Linked DNA regions of Homo sapiens: region 2 is linked to region 1. A link is a contact called in ENCODE Hi-C or POLR2A ChIA-PET data. All regions are on one chromosome and are shown on one strand. Each heading gives the region's core, a stretch centred on a gene start or an enhancer-like site at or near the end of the contact. The rest is flanking DNA. Distances are from core to core; before and after follow the strand shown. Region 1 holds the start of PGAP4 (post-GPI attachment to proteins GalNAc transferase 4). Region 2 has its middle 62 kb from the start of CT70.

Region 1 (5,164 bases), core at 2,205-4,704:
TGATCACCAATGAACTAAGGGAGTAAAAGATCCCAGTCAAAAGGGAAAAAAATAAGCAACTCAAATATCTAGAAATAAATTTCAGAAATATGCAGAATATACACACATACTACAAAATTCTACCAAAGGGTAATTAAAAAGTCATTAATAAACAGAAAAATAATGCTTAGGTGGAAAGACTTGGTAATAGAGCTCCCTTTCTCCATAATTAATCTCTATATTTAACATCTGAATTTAATTTACTTCGAGGGAGTGTCACAGTTCAACAACTAGGCACTTTAATATAAATTGGTGCAATCTTTGGAGGAAATGTTGGGGTGTTGGGGCAGTATCTATAAAAATTTTATAAGTGCATCCCCTTTGACATAACGATCCTACTTCTAGGAATCTACTCTGCAGAAATGCCAACACATGCTACCAAAGATGGATAAGAAATGTTGAGTGCTGTTTTGTATGCAGTAGGAAGAAAAAGAGAAAGAGGGGCAGAGGAACAAAGGGAGAAAGGGAAGAAAGGAAGGAAGGAAGAAAAAGGAAAGAAGACAGAAAGAGAGAAGGAGAGAGTGAGGAAGAGGGTGGGAGGGTGGAAGGAAGAAAGGAAGAACTGCAGGCAAATGAAATGCCTAGCAAAGGGAACAGATTTTTAGAGAATCATAAAAGGGTATGCTGTGGAAATGTTAAGAAGAGAAAGGTTTAAATATGTTGACATAAAAGAAATCTTAGCTAGGTTTGTGCTTTGGACTGAATGTTTGTCCTCCTCCTGCCCAGCCAAAATTCGTGTTATAAATCCTAATCTCCAATATGATGGTATTTGGAGATGGGGTCTTTGGAAGGTAATCAGGTCATAAGGGTGCAGACCTCAGTAATGCATGTTCTTTATTAGTGTCCTTATAAGAAAAGACAGGAGAGATCACTTCTCTTCTCTGCTTTCTCACATGTAAACCGGAAAGAGAGCCCTCACCAAAACTTGACCATGCTGGCACCCTGATCTGGAACTTCCAGCTTTCAGAATTTTGAGAGATAAATGTGTCTGTTGTTTAAGCCACCTAGTCTTTGAGAATGTGTTACAGCAGCTCAAGTAGACTAAGACCAGAAGGGAGAAATGCAAACTATATCAGTGCAAATTACAGAAAAATGTACAGAGATATGACCATTTTATTTTTAATGTGGAGTATAATTTAGTGAAGGAGAAAAGAAGGGTATGGGGATGGCAATTTCCTGTTTTGATATCTACACTTCTGCAAAGATCATTACTTTTATAATCATAATTAAGCATTTGATTCAACACTGAGTCTTGTGTTAGACACTGGGAAGGTGAACATGACAGTCAGGGCACCTGTTAAGTCCATTTTTAAATTTGTGATTTAAGTTGCTATAGCTATAATAAATTAAATGATGTATATATATATCTGTTTGTGGATTTTGGCATCTATCTCTCTCTGCATTGTGGTGCCAGGGCCATGTTATTTTCATTATGAAAGCTTTATAACAGGTTTTAATATCTGACTAGGCAAATTCTCTCTCATTACCCAGGATGATAATTTTCTAGGCCTTTAAAAATTAATTTTATTGAGGTGCAGTTTACATACAGTACAATGCACCACTTAAATATATATATATTTCGATGAGTTTTGTCAAATTTATACGCCCATATAACCATCAAAATAAAAAATTGACCAAAGTATCCAAAAGATCATTTGGAATTAGAACTAGTAAAAATTAACAGAAAATACTCGCTATAGTGCAACACGTGACAAAGAATTACTACTTCAATGTGTAATACACATAAAGTGTTTAAAAGTCAGGAGGAGAAAGATACTCCAACTGAAAAATGGGCAGAAGAATTAACAATCAACTCACCTACAGAAATGCAAAAGGCTACTACACAGAGGAAAAAGTGTTAATTCCCATGGGTAATCAAAGACATGCAAATTAAGACAAGATACCATTTTTTGGTCCACGCTTTTGATTTAAAACTTCAAATGTGTATACATAGAGAAAATTTTAAGATATGCAGAAAATCTAAACCATCTAGAAGTTGAAGTTTTAAGTTATTTTTATTTTGCTTCTCCTTTGGATTTTTGTTTACTGGATGTTTTCTAATATGTGTATCCTTACAACATTCTAATAATTCTAATAATGTTGATTTTCTCTTCTCACCTCATAAAGTACCTAGTGCAGTGCATTCTAGAAATTCACCCCTAAAAAAAAAAGCTATTTCCCCTATAGAAGGAGAAACACACACATGCACGCGCACACACACCCGCATGTGTTGCTAATGGTCCGCATGGTGAGATCATCATTGGAGCCGCCCTGCGGTCCCCCGGAGAGAGCCTGGGCCGAGCAGAGGATGCGGGTCACAACGACCCTGCAGGAGCTCACGCCCCAAGACACCGCGAGCGCAGTGCGACACTAGCGACGCCGGAGCCAAGGGCCAGAAAGAGGGCGAGACACACCCAGGTGGATCTAATTAACCCTCCCTCTTGGAAAAAGAATGGGGGACGATGTCCAGGGCCCTGGATCTAGTGTCTGTCGCTGACCTTGGGCAGTCCCTGCCACGCTTGAGCCTCAGTTTCCCACCCGTAGGCCGAGCTGACCGTCTCCATCGCTGCGCTCCTTCCCTTCTGCTGGTTTTTCCTGGTCCTGGGAGGGACGCCTTCCTCTGCCCAGTCGCCCTCCCCCAGCCCTTGGCTGCGAGGTCGCCCGCAGAAACCCAACACTGCTGCCGCGCTCTCGGCGCGCCCGGCGAACCTAAGGTGTGGACGCGCCGCGAGGGTCCCCTGCTTGCGGGCGGCCATTAGGCGCCAGGCCCCTTGGCGCTTCGGCCCTGCTAGGCTCGGCGAGGGTCTTACCCAGACTGGCACGCGCCCCGCTCGCGTCCTTCTATTGACCTGTCAGCGCAGCTGGCGCAGGCAAGGGCCAGGGAGGCGCCCCCGAGACACTCAACCATCCCCGCACTGATGCGGGCCCCTGCTGCCCTGGGGACCCCTGCGGGGTCCTCGCAATCCTCCGGCAGGAAGCGGTCGGAGCTGCGGGCAGGGCCGCTAGGCAACCCGCCTGCCCGAGGCGCACTGCCCGGGGCACAGGCCCTCTGCGATGACTCTCCCCAACCCCCAGCTGCCCTGCTTGTGCCAGCTGTGGCCACCCCTAATCCTTGTCCCCTCGCTCTAGTGTCCAGGGCTCCGACCACCGCGCCAGAAGGGCTGGGCAGATCGTGCGCAACAGAAACCTACCCGGTTGGGGCGACCAGCTCGGTCCCCTGCGCGCGCCGAGGGCCGCCTCTGGTATTGCCCAGGCTGGCTAGCTCATCCCGGTGGAGGCGCCATCTCCGGGGCCCGGAAGGAGCGGGCGCAGCGCGGTTTGGGTGTGCGCCGGAGCCTCACCTCCTCCCGCCTCGCAGCTCAGGCGCAGGGCTCCCCTTGCTCAGGCGGGCCATGTGACCCGCGAGCTGCGGAGAGACCGCGGCCCCCAAAGCGGCTTGGGGAAAAAGGACGGCAAAAGGCGCCAACTGATGGGCAGCCAGGGAAAAGCAGGAGTCGCCCCCAAGTCACGCAAACAGGAAGCCTGTTTCTTTTGTGAGGGGACTAGAAGCCAGCATTATATTTCATCAGGTGTGTACATAGAGACTTATTCACACCAATGGAACGATATCTCTCAATGCGTGTAAACGCTTCATGAGAAAGCTGTTACTTTGGGTCTTGAATGTTTTTCAGTCTTCCCCAAACCCTCAATTTAAACACAAACGGCCACGAGAGACATAACGCCTGAGGTATGAGAAAGTATGCACATTGATTGAGAACAATCCCGGCAAAGCAAATAGGAAAAAGATACGGAATGATCCGAGGGAGGAAAAATGTGGGGGTCAAAAGAAAAGTAACAGCCTCCTACATTCCACCTTGGACTTTCCCTTCTGAATGGGTTTTCAGCACACAATTGTACGGCCTTACTCAGTGCTTCTAATCCTAGGTTTGCCTGTCTAGGCCACAGGTTAGCAACTACAGTTTGCTGCCTGTTCTTGTACAGCCCACAAGCTAAGAATGTTTTTTGCAATATTTCATGGTTAAAAATGGAAGAATATTTCAGGGCTACGAAAATTATATGAATTCAAAATTTGATGATCGTAAACAAAGTTTTACTGCAACATAGTCATCATTTACATATTGTCTATGGCTGCTACCATGAAAGAACAGCAGAGTTGGATAGTTGTGACAGAGACCTTATGACCCACAAAACCTAAAATATTTACTGCCTGATTTGCCAACACCTGCTCTAAAAGGTCTGTTCAGTGGTCACAAGATAAAGCATTAAAGCCAGTAAATGCTCATATGATTTCTTCTTGTGTAAGTAAAATTGATACTAGATATTAACTTCCTTTAGAACCTTACAAACACCCACCTGAGCCCCCATTCATCATCTACTCTTTCAGCCAGCATTTACTGAAGAATGGTTCTGACATACTGCCATCACTATAGATGACAATGAAGTAAGAATGAGGTGTGGATCCTTCACTCAAGGAATTTGTCATTAGGAATGCTGGAAAACCTATATCTGAGGCTGGAAAGTATGAGAGCTGGATATAGCACAGAAAGGGAGCTTGGGAAGGTAGTTTCATTTCCTGGGAGAAAAAATGGGAGTCTGATATTCCGAAATTGGAGGATTGTAACCAACACAAGTTGAATTCAGTTCACTGTCATTGGCTCAGTGCTGGGGTCTAATCTATTTACTGGCTATGACAAATTAACTCCTCTGTGCCTCAATGTTCTCATCTATATATTGGGGACAGTGATATTTCCCTCATAGGTTTGTTGAGAGGTTTACATGAGATAATGTATATAAAGTGCTTAGCATTCTACCTGTCAAAATATCTAGCTTTCTATAAATGGTTGGTAGTTATTCACTTGTTTAACAAAAATTCATTGAGTACCTATTATGATGTTCCAGGCAATGTCTGTGCTGTCCAATCTCATGGTCACTAGTCACATGTAACTACTTACATTTTAATTAATTAAAATTAAATAAAATGTAATAATCAGTCCCTCAGTAGCACTAGCCACATTTGAAATGCTCAGTACCTACATGTGGTTAGTGCTACTGTATTAGATAGTACAGCTATAGAACATCCCATCATCACAGAAAGTTCTATGAGATAGTGCTTTTCTAGAGAGTA
Region 2 (5,365 bases), core at 2,828-5,327, 3.6 Mb after region 1:
GTGAAGTATTTAAATGAAAGATGTCTAGTCTTTTAAAGAATAAAATTAATTTGATCATCATCCTGATGTTGTGAGGAAGAAGTAACAGAGAGGGAGGTGTCATTTGGGAGCTCCACCATTTAACAAGTTACCCAAGCAAGAAACTTCATTGCCACCTGGTCTTTTCTTCTCTTCCCTTCCACATAAGTCCTACCAATTTACTCTTGAACCCTCTCTAGTGTTTGATCCCTCTTTCCATCCCCTCTGCCCTGGTTTAGGTCCTTAACTGTTCTCACCTGGACTGCTGAAACAGTCACCTAACTGGCTTCCCACCTCTAATTTGATTCCTCGGGTTGTTCTATGAATGATGTTTGTGAAGCACAAGCCTGATTGTGTCACTCCGCTTCTTAGGGGTTTGATGGGTCCCATTGCTGTCCCAATTCTGTCCCATTGCTCACAGGATAAGATGCAAAGTCTTTTATTACCTGACGGTGCTCACCTTTCCAGCTTCATCTCCTGCCACATCCTTTATACACCCTTGTGTAGAGAGCACACACCCTAGTCACAGTGAACTTCACAGAATCCATGATGACATTTTTTGTTTACATGGTTTTTCTTCTGTTCCTTTTGCTAAGAGTGCCTGCCCCATCTCTACCTGGTGAAATCCTTCCCTCATTGACGGCCAGCTTGAGAGTCATCTCCTCTTGGAAGCTTACAAAATTCCTCTAAAGAGAGTTTGAGGTTCCTTCTTCCCGTGTACTTACAGCATTTTGCATCTAGGTCTCCAGTAACCCATCTTGCTGTGTACTTCTGGCTTGATTCCATGGATGTTCCCTCTCTAGATAGCGAGTGTCTTAGGGGCACGGGTCTAATTTCAGTGCTCACTGAACTCTTGCTGTCTGGCGGAAGGCTGAAGGTTGGAGTGATAACCAAATGGGAAACAACTTGGATTTGATCTGGCCTCCTTTCATTGACTATTCTGGTGTTAAGATAGAGGCTTTTGAAATTTGACATCTCAAACTATTCCTTTTATGCAAACACAAAATCCATTACCTTAACATTTTAGGGAAATGGTTGTGTCGACAATAATTTTTTTTTTTTTTTTTGAGACAGAGTTTCACTCTTGTTGCCCAGGCTGGAATGCAGTGGCGCGATCTCAGCTCACCACAACCTCCACCTCCTGGGTTCAAGCGATTCTCCTGCCTGACTCCTGAGTAGCTGGGATTACAGGCATGTGCCACCACACCCAGCTAATTTTTTGTATTTTTAGTAGAGATGGGGTTTCTCCATGTTGGTCAGGCTGGTCTCAAACTCCCGACCTCAGGTGATACGCCAACCTTGGCCTCCCACAGTGCTAGGATTACAGGCTTGAGCCACCATGCGCGGCCAACAATATTTTTAATACTTCATTGTATCAGCAGCTGGATATGCACCCGTTACCAGGAAGCAACCTACGTAAGAAGCCCTAGAGAGTGCTTTGAGTTCTGAGAGTAAGAGCTTCCTTTGCAGATGGGTGGGGCTAGGATGATTAGAATTAAGATTGTTTTTGTCTTAATGCTGCCTTAATGCACAGGACCCACACTGGATCTACACTGGATCCACACTGGATATACGGGATCCACGGAAGCAGTGATGATTGCTGGTTTTGTTCATAGATATATCCTGAGTGCCTAGCCTGGTGCATAGTAGGTCAATAGTAAAGACTTTTCGAATGAGTGAATGAAAACAGGGCTGGAATTCAAGATTGAGACTGTCCCTAAATTCATTGACCTCAAAATAATTTTACATCCACTGAAATAGGAAAAGAATTTCCTAGGCTAGAAGGAACTAAAGAAGAGTGATGAGGGTTGTTGTCATAGCTCGGCTGGTCACGGAAGGCCGGGCTAAAGAGGGGAACGTTTGCACAGAGACGTGAATGATGAACATGAGGAAGGAGCCATGAGTATCTCAGGGAAGAGCATCTAGCTTCCCCTCCTGACCACACACATACACCAATCCCCGCCCTAGCAGCTAAATTATTAAAATACAAAAAATGTGTCTTATTCTCACTTCTACAGTACCCCTTGGAGGTTTGCTTTAATTTCTGACATAATTTATACGTCAGGAAAAGACTGATGCTCCTCTAGTTAGGTTGGGTCAAAATCCCCAGTCGATGCCCTGTGGCAGTTCAAAGGCCCCTGCTGAGACTCCATGGCTTTCCAGGAGCTCACAACATTCCAAGGGTCACTTTCCGATCTATGTCTTACTTCCACACACCTGAGGTCTCCACGTTGATCCTGGATCTATGTCTTACTTCCACACACCTGCGGTCTTCAAGTTGACCTAGGTGTACAGGAACCCTTCTGAATATTATAAAATTAATCAGAGAAGAAGGGAGAAGGAGAAACTAAAATAAACCAAGCTTGCTGCATGTTCAGCATTAATCATTAGGTAGCTTGCTCTCCGACCTGCTTCACCATATTTAATAATTGTTTGTTGCCTACTGTCCTAGAATCAAGTAAGACTCTGTTACAAGATGATAGTTCTGTTAACTGCTCTGTAGATAACAACTTGAACATAATGAAACATTAAGTTTTCCCTTTGAGATATTCTTTCAGGTCCTGTATAACAGTGGAACTACTGATATCAGTTGCTCTGAAGGACCCCACTGACTCAGCTGAGCAGAGGAACACCACGAGCAGCTGACTCACCAAAGAAGGTGATTTCCACATTGTGATGATTTCATCACCCTTGCCCTGACCAATCAATTACCCCAATTTTTAAGTCCCTTGCTCACCACAATCCCCCTAAAAATCCCAGCCCAGGCTGGGCTCAGTGGCTCACGCCTGTAATCCCAGTACTTTGAGAGACCGAGGCGAGCAGATCATTTGAGGTCAGGAGTTCAAGACCAGCTTGGCCAACATGGTGAAATGCTGTGTCTACTAAAAATTTGAAAATTAGCCAGGAGTCATAGCAGGCACCTGTAATCCCAGCTACTCCAGAGGCTAAGGCAGGAGAATCACTTGAACCTGGGAGGCAGAGGCTGCAGTGAGCCTAGATTGCGCCACCGCACTCCAGCTTCGGTTACAGAGTGAGACTCTGTCTCAAAACAAAAAAAAAATCCCAGCCCAGAACTCCTTGGGGGTATGGATTTGAGGGCCTCCTCCCATCTCCTCACTCAGATCCCTGCAATCATTGAACTCTTTCTGTGCTGCAAACCCTGCTGTCTCAGTATAATTGGTCTGTTACTGCACAGTGGGCATATGAATCTGTTGGTCCCATAAATGATTTTGGTGAGCCTAACCTAGAGCCCCTTGTGAGCATCTGCCCATGGCTCAGTGCCCCTTTGTCCTTGGGACAGACCTGGAGACAAGTCCAAGCAGTTGCTTGGTTCCATTGAACTGGGGGCTGTCTCCAGTGCCTTGCTTGTCAATGGGACAGTGGTGACCTTCAGTGCATAAATAGCTTGCAGCAAAGAAATAGTTTCTGGTTTTGAAAGACATCTTTGGTAAGTTTTCTCTGTGCAGCCAGCACCTCTTCCCCCTTTCCTAGTTTGCTGGCCTCCTCAGAGGTCTTTTGACCTTTCTGAGGTTTCGTTGACCCTCCCTGGCAACAGGAAGGGCCTTCTTTGAGGGGATTTACCCTAAATTGGAAGGAGAATAAAGGGCACTGCTTGGGAGAGATACTCTTGATTTCTGAAAGTTGGAACTTGGTTTTGGAGGGCCTTTTGTTTGTCTTTGTCTAGTTATGTATGTTATGTTTATGAAAAGGATTTCAGAAGGAATTTCTAGCAGGTGACCTAACTCAGGTGACCATCCACTTCCCCATTTTGCCCAGAGACCACCACAGCAAGATCTACTCATTTCTCCCGATTTTGAGTAGAGCAAGGGCTCTGGAGGCCAACAGACGCAAGTTTGAATCTTGCCGGGTCAAACTTAGGCACTGAGTGATGTGACTAGTGTCTGTGTTTTGTTGATTGTACATTGCCTTGGCTGGAATGGGAAACATTGATTTCAACATGTTAATTCCAAGCAGTCCATTGGGCTGCATCCTGCCGAGTTGGGAAGACAAGATACATCCTCATCAGGTCAGTGCAATGGGTAACTTTCCCATTAAAGGCAGGAGTCCTGTGAAAAACTATGGGAAAGGTCAAAGGCATGCCAGGTTTTCTAGAACTCCAGCTGGTTACATATTATGACTCATTCTTGTGCACATTTTTAAACTGATGAGCAAATAACAGCAAGGAAAATTCAGAGCTCACAACTGAGTTAAATGGAGTTAGTTAAAATGTACATTAAATATAGAGTCTTTTAAAGCTATCTTTTCTTTTCTGACTGCTTTGAATCTGTTGTTATTAAGCTACTGGTATTGAGATGAGACTCACTGTTTATGGTATTACTAATTCAAAACTACTTGGAGATTTTGTTTTTCTTATACAATTCAGCCAGTGCTACCTAAAATGTAAACATTGAAAACTCATTTAAAACTGAAAAAAAGGGGGGATCACCTGAAGTCGGGAGTTCGAGACCAGCCTGGCCAACATGGTGAAACCCTGTCTCTACTAAAAATACAAAAAATTAGCCAGGCGTGGTGGCCCACATCTGTAATCCCAGCTACTGGGGAGGCTGAGGCACGAGAATCACTTGAACCAAGGAGGCGGAGATTGCAGTGAGCCAAGATCGTGCCACGGCACTCCAGCCTAGGTGACAGAGTGAGACTCTGTCTCAAAAAAAAAAAAAAGAATTTTCTACAAGATTAAGCTGGGTATAATGAAAAGAAAATTATTTATAATAGCCTTTATAATTTTGGTCCCCTGGCCAGGCACAGTGGCTGACGCCTGTAATCCTAGCACTTTGGGAGGCTAAGACAGATGGATCACTCAAGGCCAGCAGTTCGAAATGAACCTGGCCAACACGGTGAACCCTGTCTCTACTAAAAATACAAAAATATTAGCTGGTTGTCGTGGCATGTGCCTGTAGGTCCAGCTCCTTGGGAGGCTGAGGCACGAGAATTGCTTGAACCCAGAAGGTGGAGGTTGCAGTGAGCCGAGATCATGCCACTGCACTCCAGCCTGTGCGACATAGCAAGACTCCGTCTCACTAAATATATATATATATATATATATATATATATATATATATATATATATATAGATAGATAGATAGTTTGATATCCTATATTAAAACAAGTTTTTCTTAAGGCATTGCTTTGCTCTTAATAAAATTTCGAAGGTTTTAATTTTTAATTCTATAACCTGTTTCTTTTTGAAAACTTCTCAGATTTCTATCTCACGATTTCAACTTCTGCTGAGGCTCACCGCTTTCAGCTTTTTCTCCCTTTGAGAAGGCATGAGATGATAACTCTCTCCTTCAACTTCTTTGTGAGCTCCAAAAACTTTTTTTCTCTG

Evidence for each region. A loop is a pair of places that touch in the nucleus more often than their neighbours do. ChIA-PET counts read pairs that join two places held with the same protein, here RNA polymerase II (POLR2A).
Region 2: a loop to region 1 is called in a map of IMR-90, with 12 times the contacts of the local background. The contact joins the enhancer-like site here to the promoter of PGAP4 in region 1. A Hi-C loop is called at or near these places in 2 of 168 maps with a recorded cell type or tissue (IMR-90 and vagina). POLR2A ChIA-PET finds 5 or more read pairs at or near these places in 1 of 52 experiments (BJ).

What each region holds. Positions count from the first base shown.
Region 1 is chr9:101,483,719-101,488,882 of GRCh38, forward strand. PGAP4 (post-GPI attachment to proteins GalNAc transferase 4) reads right to left here and starts at 3,455. Exons shown (of 2, transcript NM_032342.3): 1 at 3,231-3,455.
Region 2 is chr9:105,050,659-105,056,023 of GRCh38, forward strand. No RefSeq gene overlaps it. Among named protein-coding and RNA genes, the nearest start is that of CT70, 62 kb to the left of the region's middle. RefSeq lists enhancers at 1,911-3,110, 2,577-2,836. Within about 2 kb of position 4,078, at least 6 of the 41 ENCODE cell types and tissues checked have a DNase peak (open chromatin) inside an H3K27ac peak, as active enhancers do; they include IMR-90, where a contact is called at or near this core.